Linked DNA regions of Homo sapiens: region 1 is linked to region 2. The links are chromatin contacts, found by Hi-C in ENCODE. All regions are on one chromosome and are shown on one strand. The core of a region is the stretch at or near the end of the contact, and the rest is flanking DNA. Distances in the headings are between cores, read along the strand shown. Region 1 holds the start of PSEN1 (presenilin 1). Region 2 holds the start of EIF2S1 (eukaryotic translation initiation factor 2 subunit alpha).

Region 1 (4,535 bases), core at 1,240-3,739, 5.8 Mb after region 2:
TGGGCTCAGAGGCCTAACAGTAGGACATAAAGAAAATGAGAAGAAAATTATCTGAAGGCTGGTTATTCAATGTTAGGGTTTGCTATTTTTTTAAAATCTTACTGCCTTTTTGTTGCAGGACTTTTTTTTTTTTTTGGGAAAAACAGAGTCTCACTGTGTCTCCCAGGCTGGAGTGCAGTGGTGCAAACTCGGCTCACTGCAAACTTTCCTTCTCAGATTCAAGCCTCAGCCACCTGAGTAGCTGAGATTACAGGCCCACACCACCATGCCGGGCTAATTTTTGTATTTTTAATAGAGACGGGGTTTCACCATGTTGTCCAGGCTGGTCTTGTACTCCCAACCTCAAGTGATCCTCCTGCCTTGGCCTCCCAAAGTGCTGGGATTACAGGCATGAGCCACCGTGACCAGGCGTTCATGAAAAATTTTCATGACATTCTGTGAGGTGGGTGGACCATAATTTATTGTACCACATTTATTTATTTATTTATTTATTTATTTATTTATTTATTTATTTATTTTTATTTTTTGAGACATAGTTTCGCTCTTGTTGCCCAGGCTGGAATGCAATGGCGCAATCTCGGTTCACTGCAACCTCTGCCTTCCAGGCTCAAGCAATTCTGCCTCAGCCTCCCAAGTAGCTGGGATTACAGGCATGCGCCACCACGCCTGGCTAACTTTTTTTGTATTTTTAGTAGAGACGGGGTTTCTCCATGTTGATCAGGCTGGTCTCGAACTCCTGACCTCAGATGAGCCGCCCACCTTGGCCTCCCAAAGTGCTGGAATTACAGGCGTGAGCCACCGCACCCTGCCTATTGTACCATATTTAGTTTCCCAATTTTTTGCTATATAATATTCCATGAATATCTTTGCCCAAAATTTTTGTAGATTGTTTCTAAGAATAGTTCATCAGCATTTTAAGACATCCTATTAATATTAGCGGACTGCAATCAGATTGAAGTAGTTCACAAATAGATGGGTTTTAGCCTGTATTTGTTCAATACTGAACTATTGTATGTATCAGGCACTGTTATGTATCAGGCACTGTTCTCAGCACTTGTAAAATGTATATGTGCTGCTGACAAGCATGAGCACTTGTAAATGAACAAACTAAAATCCCTACTCTTGTTAAAGTGGGGGAGGTGAAGAATTTTAAAAACATCTTTTTTCGTTCAACCTTCTCCCACAACTTATCTTTCATTCTGCTAATGGAAAATATTACTTTTGTTCTTAAATATGAAGCTTTTGTGTGTAAAAAGTATTAGAATCTCATGTTTTTGAACAAGGTTGGCAGTGGGTTGGGAGGAGGGATTGGAGATTGATGCGATAGGAATGTGAAGGGATAGCTTGGGGTGGATTTTATTTTTTAATTTTAATTTTTATTTTTTGAGATGGAGTCTTGCTCTGTCTCCCAGGCTGGAGTGCAGTGGTGTGATCTCAGCTCACGGGTTCAAGCGATTCTCCTGCTGCAGCCTCCCGAGTAGCTGGGATTACAGGAGCGCGCCACCACACCCGGCTAATTTTTTTGTATTTTTAGTAGAGACGGGGTTTCACCATGTTGGTTAGGCTGGTCTAGAACTCCCAACCTCATGATCCGCCTGCTTCGGCCTCCCAAAGTGCCGGAATTACAGGCGTGAGCGACTGCACCCGGCCGCTTGGGGGTGGATTTTTAAAGAAACTTTAGAAGAATGTAACTTGCCCAGATACCATGTACCGTTAATTTCATTTTCGGTTTTTTGAATACCCATGTTTGACATTTCTCCGTTCACCTTGATTAAATAAGGTAGTATTCATTTTTTAGTTTTAGCTTTTGGATATATGTGTAAGTGTGGTATGCTGTCTAATGAATTAGACATTGGTACTGTCTTTACCAAAACTGGACAAAGAGCAGGCAGATGCAAAAATCAAGTGACCCAGCAAACCAGACACATTTTCTGCTCTCAGCTAGCTTGCCACCTAGAAAGACTGGTTGTCAAAGTTGGAGTCCAAGAATCGCGGAGGATGTTTAAAATGCAGTTTCTCAGGTTCTCGCCACCCACCAGAAGTTTTGATTCATTGAGTGGTGGGAGAGGGCAGAGATATTTGCGATTTTAACAGCATTCTCTTGATTGTGATGCAGCTGGTTCGCAAATAGGTACCCTAAAGAAATGACAGGTGTTAAATTTAGGATGGCCATCGCTTGTATGCCGGGAGAAGCACACGCTGGGCCCAATTTATATAGGGGCTTTCGTCCTCAGCTCGAGCAGCCTCAGAACCCCGACAACCCACGCCAGCGCTCTGGGCGGATTCCGTCAGGTGGGGAAGGCCAGGTGGAGCTCTGGGTTCTCCCCGCAATCGTTTCTCCAGGCCGGAGGCCCCGCCCCCTTCCTCCTGGCTCCTCCCCTCCTCCGTGGGCCGGCCGCCAACGACGCCAGAGCCGGAAATGACGACAACGGTGAGGGTTCTCGGGCGGGGCCTGGGACAGGCAGCTCCGGGGTCCGCGGTTTCACATCGGAAACAAAACAGCGGCTGGTCTGGAAGGAACCTGAGCTACGAGCCGCGGCGGCAGCGGGGCGGCGGGGAAGCGTATGTGCGTGATGGGGAGTCCGGGCAAGCCAGGAAGGCACCGCGGACATGGGCGGCCGCGGGCAGGGCCCGGCCCTTTGTGGCCGCCCGGGCCGCGAAGCCGGTGTCCTAAAAGATGAGGGGCGGGGCGCGGCCGGTTGGGGCTGGGGAACCCCGTGTGGGAAACCAGGAGGGGCGGCCCGTTTCTCGGGCTTCGGGCGCGGCCGGGTGGAGAGAGATTCCGGGGAGCCTTGGTCCGGAAATGCTGTTTGCTCGAAGACGTCTCAGGGCGCAGGTGCCTTGGGCCGGGATTAGTAGCCGTCTGAACTGGAGTGGAGTAGGAGAAAGAGGAAGCGTCTTGGGCTGGGTCTGCTTGAGCAACTGGTGAAACTCCGCGCCTCACGCCCCGGGTGTGTCCTTGTCCAGGGGCGACGAGCATTCTGGGCGAAGTCCGCACGCCTCTTGTTCGAGGCGGAAGACGGGGTCTGATGCTTTCTCCTTGGTCGGGACTGTCTCGAGGCATGCATGTCCAGTGACTCTTGTGTTTGCTGCTGCTTCCCTCTCAGATTCTTCTCACCGTTGTGGTCAGCTCTGCTTTAGGCATATTAATCCATAGTGGAGGCTGGGATGGGTGAGAGAATTGAGGTGACTTTTCCATAATTCAGGTGAGATGTGATTAGAGTTCGATCTGCGGTGGTGGCAGAGGCTTACAAGAAACACTAACGGGACATGGGAACCAATTGAGGATCAGGGAATAAAGTGTGAAGTTGACTAGGAGGTTTTCAGTTTAGAACATGGCAGAGACATTCTCAGAAATAAGGAAGTTAGGAAGAAAGACCTGGTTTAGAGAGGAGGGCGAGGAAGTGGTTTGGAAGTGTCACTTTGGAAGTGCCAGCAGGTGAAAATGCCCTGTGAACAGGACTGGAGCTGAAAACAGGAATCAATTCCATAGATTTCCAGTTGATGTTGGAGCAGTGGAGAAGTCTAAGCTAAGGAAGGGGAAGAGGAGGCCAAGGCAAACACTTAGGAACACTTGCAACGAGGGGGTGGAAGAAGAGCAAGGAGCCAGCTGAGGAGAATGAGTGTGGTTGGAGAACCACCACAGCGCAGGGTCGCCAGAGCTGAGGAAGGGGAGGGAAGCTTCAGGAAGGAAAAGGTTGGCAGGGATTTTGAGTGTTAGGCCTGGTGTAGCAGAAGGAACAGAAGATTTAGAGCAGCGCTAGCCAATAGAAATAAAATGTGAGGCCCGGGGCGGTGGCTCACGCCTGTAATCCCAGCACTTTGGGAGGCCGCGGGGCGGATCCTTGAGCTGAGGAGTTCGAGACCAGACAACACGGCGAAACCCCGGCTCTACAAAAAATTAGCTGGGCGTGGGGGCGCGCGCCTGTAGTCCCAGCTGCTCCCAAGCGAGGCTGAGGCAGGAGAATCACTTGAACCCGGGAGAAGGAGGTTGCAGTAAGCCAAGATTATGCCACTGCACTGCAGCCTGGGCAAAAGAGTGAGACTGTCTCAAAAAAAAAAAAAACCTGTTTTGTTTTTCTTTTGGAGAAAAGGCATACAAATTTATTAGCATGCAGACTGGGAGAACCACAAGGTGATTATCCCTATTTTAAATTTTCTAATAAACATACTATTATTTATTTATTTATTTATTTATTTATTTATTTATTTATTTTTTGAGACGGAGTCTGGCTCTGTCGCCCAGGCTGGAGTGCAGTGGCGCGATCTCAGCTCACTGCAAGCTCCGCCTCCCGGGTTCACGCCATTCTCCTGCCTCATCCTCCCCAGCAGCTGGGACTACAGGCGTCCGCCACCACGCCCGGCTAATTTTTTTGTATTTTTAGTAGACACGGGGTTTCACCGTGTTAGCCAGTATGGTCTCGATCTCCTGACCTCGTGATCCGCCCGCCTCGGCCTCCCAGAGTGCTGCGATTACAGGCGTGAGCCACCCTGCCCGGCCGGCTATTTATTTTTTTAGAGATGGGAGCCTCACT
Region 2 (4,251 bases), core at 1,126-3,625:
AAGAGATACATATTAACAATTGTAAGCCTGTTTCGTAAATGCTCTAAAAAGGGAACGAGAGGGGTCTATCAATTAGGTGTTGACTAGAACAAACAGTAAATTCTCCCCCTAGCTTTGAGCTTTTTCAGGCAGGCATTTTAATGGCGGGGGCGGCGGGGGGCGGCCTGGGGTCACCCTAGGGGCAGGCCTTACATTGCTAGAAGATAAACTAGTGTCGATGTCTTTCAGTGCAGAAGTTTTGACTGAGTCATCACGTCCTAGGAGTTCTGCAGTTGTCACTACCTCGGGATAGTCCTCATCTTTATTTCCCCACAACTAGCTTGCTGCCTACTTAGTGCAAACAGCTATTAGAAAGTCAACAGGTGAAGGTAAAAAATTTAAAAACTTCATTTCATTAAGAGCTATTTAGTCACCGGGCAGAAAGAAATCTGGGCTTCAGGTTTGAATATAACTTTTATTTTAAGCATCCTCAGATTCTCTCAAAGGACAGAATGAGGAAAAACAACAAAACACCCCCACAGAGATAGGACCACAATAAAAGGGTCTAAATGTCAGGGTCAAAACTGATTTTCTGCTTCCTCACTGAAAAGAAAAAGGGAAAGCCAGGCGCGGTGGCTCCCATCTATAATCTCAGCCGCCAGGGAGGCTGAGGCCGGAGGATCACTTGAGCCCAGGGGTTTGAGGCTGCTGTGAGCTCTGATCATACCACTGCACCCCAGCCTGGGAGACCCTGTCTCTTATTAAAACAAACAAACAACAAACTAAATAAAAATAAACAGGATGAGGAGGAGAAAGGGAGCAAGTTGTTAGGCACATTTGAGAAAACGTCAAAATTTTCCTTACAAACTAGCCAAACACCTACAGTGATATGCCATTTTCCTGACAAAGAATTCAGGCCCCAAAAGAAAGGCAGCCCACAACTGAGCGTATTCCCAAGCATGAGTTCTTTCAAGAAATATTTTTTTGTGGACCTTCTATGGATTAAGACACTCTTTCATCCTGGAGAGAGCCCACAGTCTAGTGGGAGAGAAAGACACATAAACAAATATCTACTTTACAGCGTGATGACCGGTATTAACACAGGTCTGAACAAGGTGCAGCGGTGAGAGAGCAAAAGCAGTGCCTCAGAAACACAGGGATATCCTCTCACAGCAGGTGACATTTGGCGGGATCTTGGAAAATGAGTAAGGGGATCCAAGATCGAATCCGAGGGCTATGCTAGGGCGATTCGATTCCATCCCCACTTTGGCTTAGGGACCTCTTCTATATCCTCAGTAAACTTCCCTTCTCAGAGCATTTATTAAAACCTCCTTGGCCTTTCCAGACGAATGTCTGGCTACGTAAACTGTGAGCTCTGTAGGGCAGAGGTGGCGACGGTTCAGTTATATAAATCCAGTGCCCGGCTCAATAAGGGTATGTGGAATGGATGAATCCATTAATGAATAAAGACAGCAGACCTCCACAAAAGCCCGCCGGCCGGGCGCCTTTTCCTACCGGCTGGGATCGCTTCGTCCAGCCTGATTCACTCAGGAGGAATGCGCGAAGAGGCCGTCAGGAAGCCTCGCCCTAGACTCAAGAAAAGAACCTGGGAAAAGCTCAGGATCCTCCCAGGAAACAAGGACCCTCACTGTGGCCCAGGGTCTGAAGGGACCGCGCTCCGGGTTCCTAAACCTGTGAAAGCGGCTTATCCCATTCCTTTACTTACATTCGCGAGGGAAAGATTTCAATTCGGTCTTTGCCCGACATTCTGACGATAACTTTTCGGCTCGGGTCCCCGGCCGGGCAACCGAGGCTGCAATAGCTCCAGAACTGGCCTCCACAGTGTCTTCCTCTACGGGAGTCAGCTGGTTGTGTCACTTGACCCCTCTTGTTGCTAAGAGGCAGCAGGGACACCCATTTTCACTTCCGCTTCCGGTTGTCACAGGCGACGAAGGGGGAGGACAGAACAGAGGCGTTGCCCGGATGTCGAGGCGCGCGCACCGCGGAACCACCCCTCAATTCCGGTTCGCCTCCCAACCCCTCCCCATCCAGCTTCCCTGCGGCTGCGCAATACGCGGCACGCGCCAGGCCAAAGACTAGGAGCGAAGCGTGCACGCCTTGTCTTTCTCCACCTTTCGTCTTTGGTCACAGCGCCATCTCATGGTTAGCTGAAACTTTGAAAGAGGATTCATTCTTCAGAGGCAAGGAATCGGAGTCCTATGTCTTTCTCGCGCCTTGAAGGTTACTTAGCTAAAGCTAAGATAGCGAGAAACAGTACTTTTCAGGTCCTTCCATGATCTACATTCGTCCTTGTTCTCGGAGGACCCAGACTCTATGGTTAATGATGAAGAGGGGCCTCTATTCGTTCAGCGCTTGCGCATGCGAGGAGGTTCCGCATGCGCGGTGGAGTGAGCGAAGCGCACGCTGAGGAGGATCGGCGGCCGGTGAGGGGGAAGCAAGTCTGGTCTCTGTGATTGAAGAAGTCGGCTCTGGGCTCCAGTGCGGGAATCACACACATACCTCAGGTGACTAATCCCAAGCTCGGTTTCTCCAGGAACTCACTTTGGTTTGTGTCCAGTGACATGGGTGTTCGAGAGCGGGTAGGCCCCGGGCTAATACCTCCCTTTCCCGTCCCTGCGCGGGAAGTGGCTGGACAGCACCGCCACCACCCGCGCTGTCGTGGGCCTCCTCGCCGGCTCCGTGTAGGTCATCCTGTGTTCCAGAGGCATCGTTGTTCGAGCAGAGGAATCTCGTGAAGGAAAGTGGGCCGAGTGGATTGTACAGCCTCTACAATATGCCGAAAGTGAGAATGCCATGACGATGGGGCGGTCTCAGGAGAACGCTGTGACACCGTAACTCTTAACCCCGGCTCAGGACGCTGAGCACTTTGCTTTTTCCAGGCTTGAGAATTCCATCTTTTCTTCCGCCCCAACAGCTCTACCAAAAATTTCCCCTGCGTCTCAGTGGAAACCAAACTGGCCTCTTACCTGAGAAACCTGTGGGACGGGCACCGTGTTGGAAAGAGCGGGGTCCGAGTAGTTTTTCATCTGATAATTGAATGAGTCACCCCTTGAACCAAAACTAAATGAGACTTGAGTTTATTACTGTTACTATCAGTTTGTCGTATTTTGGCGACAATGAGAATAGAACTGTGTTAAGCATATGTTAGGTTAACTATGTTAGTTAAGCATAACTAAAACCTAAGATAAGGATATATTTTCGGGTTAAATACACAGTCATGCTGAGGTCTCTTTATCCTCAAAACTTAGGCTTTTTAAATTTTTATTAAGCAAAAAACATGGTTTCTTCGAGAAAAAGTATAGCAGAGAAGTCTTTATTTCCCCTCAATTGAGTTGTTATTCAAGGAACAATCTCTGTCAATAGTTTGGGGGTGACTTGTACAGAACTTTGCTACCTATTCTTAGTTCATCTGGTGCCAAAAGATGTAGTTGTCTCATGCACAGTAATGTTTGTAGAGATTCGGTGATAACTTTCTTTTTCAACTATAATGATGAAATAAAAGCTTTACTTATGTAGCACTCCTATACCAAGAACTAGCATTCAGAGAGCATTCCTAATACGTGTTAGATCCAAATTAGAATTATCACGAGAGTTGTCCCCATCACATAATATATTTTGGAAAGGAATGTGAACTTCTATATCCATTATAGCAGTTTGACCATGCACTGTTTTGAGAAAGAAGTCCTACCTACCATTTGTCATGCAAAATAACTGACTATGCAGGGTATTTGAAATTAGCCTGGAGTTTGGTTGATATATTTTGAAAGGTGGCTGATACTTTTTACATCAGAACACATAAGAGTATTATAGCATGTTGTGATATTGAGGTTCTGTGGGTTAAAGACATTCTGGATTTGATGTCGGATTACTTGAGTTTAGCTCCTACGCTAGTACTTATTAAGCATTTGTTCTTAAGGAAGTATTATAATTTAGTATTTCTGTTCCACCTTTCCTGTTCATTGCTTCACTGTGCCCTTTCATAGTACTTTGTATTGTAATTATTTGCTTGCTAGTTTGTTTCCCACTCTATACTTAATTACTTAGGTAAGAGTCTTTTTTTTTTTTCTTTTTTCTTTTTTCTTTTTTTTTTTGAGACAGAGTCTCTGTTGCCCAGGCTGGAGTGTAGTGGCACGATCTCAGCTCACTGTAGCCTCTGCCCCTGGGTTCAAGGGATTCTCCTGCCTCAGCCACTATAGTAGTGGGATTACAGGTGCCTGCCACCACACCCAGCTAATTTTGGTATTTTTAGTA

What was found. A loop is a pair of places that touch in the nucleus more often than their neighbours do. Pooled maps may share reads with other maps.
Region 1: a pooled map shows a loop between it and region 2 (12-fold over the local background). The contact joins the promoter of PSEN1 here to the promoter of EIF2S1 in region 2. A Hi-C loop is called at or near these places in 5 of 50 pooled maps.

Annotation. Positions count from the first base shown.
Region 1 is chr14:73,134,018-73,138,552 of GRCh38, forward strand. It overlaps PSEN1 (presenilin 1), which reads left to right and starts at 2,490. Exons shown (of 12, transcript NM_000021.4): 1 at 2,490-2,566. RefSeq lists silencers at 2,270-2,349, 2,610-2,669 and an enhancer at 2,840-2,949.
Region 2 is chr14:67,357,953-67,362,203 of GRCh38, forward strand. EIF2S1 (eukaryotic translation initiation factor 2 subunit alpha) reads left to right here and starts at 2,376. Exons shown (of 8, transcript NM_004094.5): 1 at 2,376-2,504. ATP6V1D (ATPase H+ transporting V1 subunit D) reads right to left here and starts at 1,852. Exons shown (of 9, transcript NM_015994.4): 1 at 1,706-1,852. The coding sequence starts at 1,746. It also overlaps a transcript of GPHN not described here. RefSeq lists enhancers at 963-1,749, 1,592-1,811, 1,832-2,631.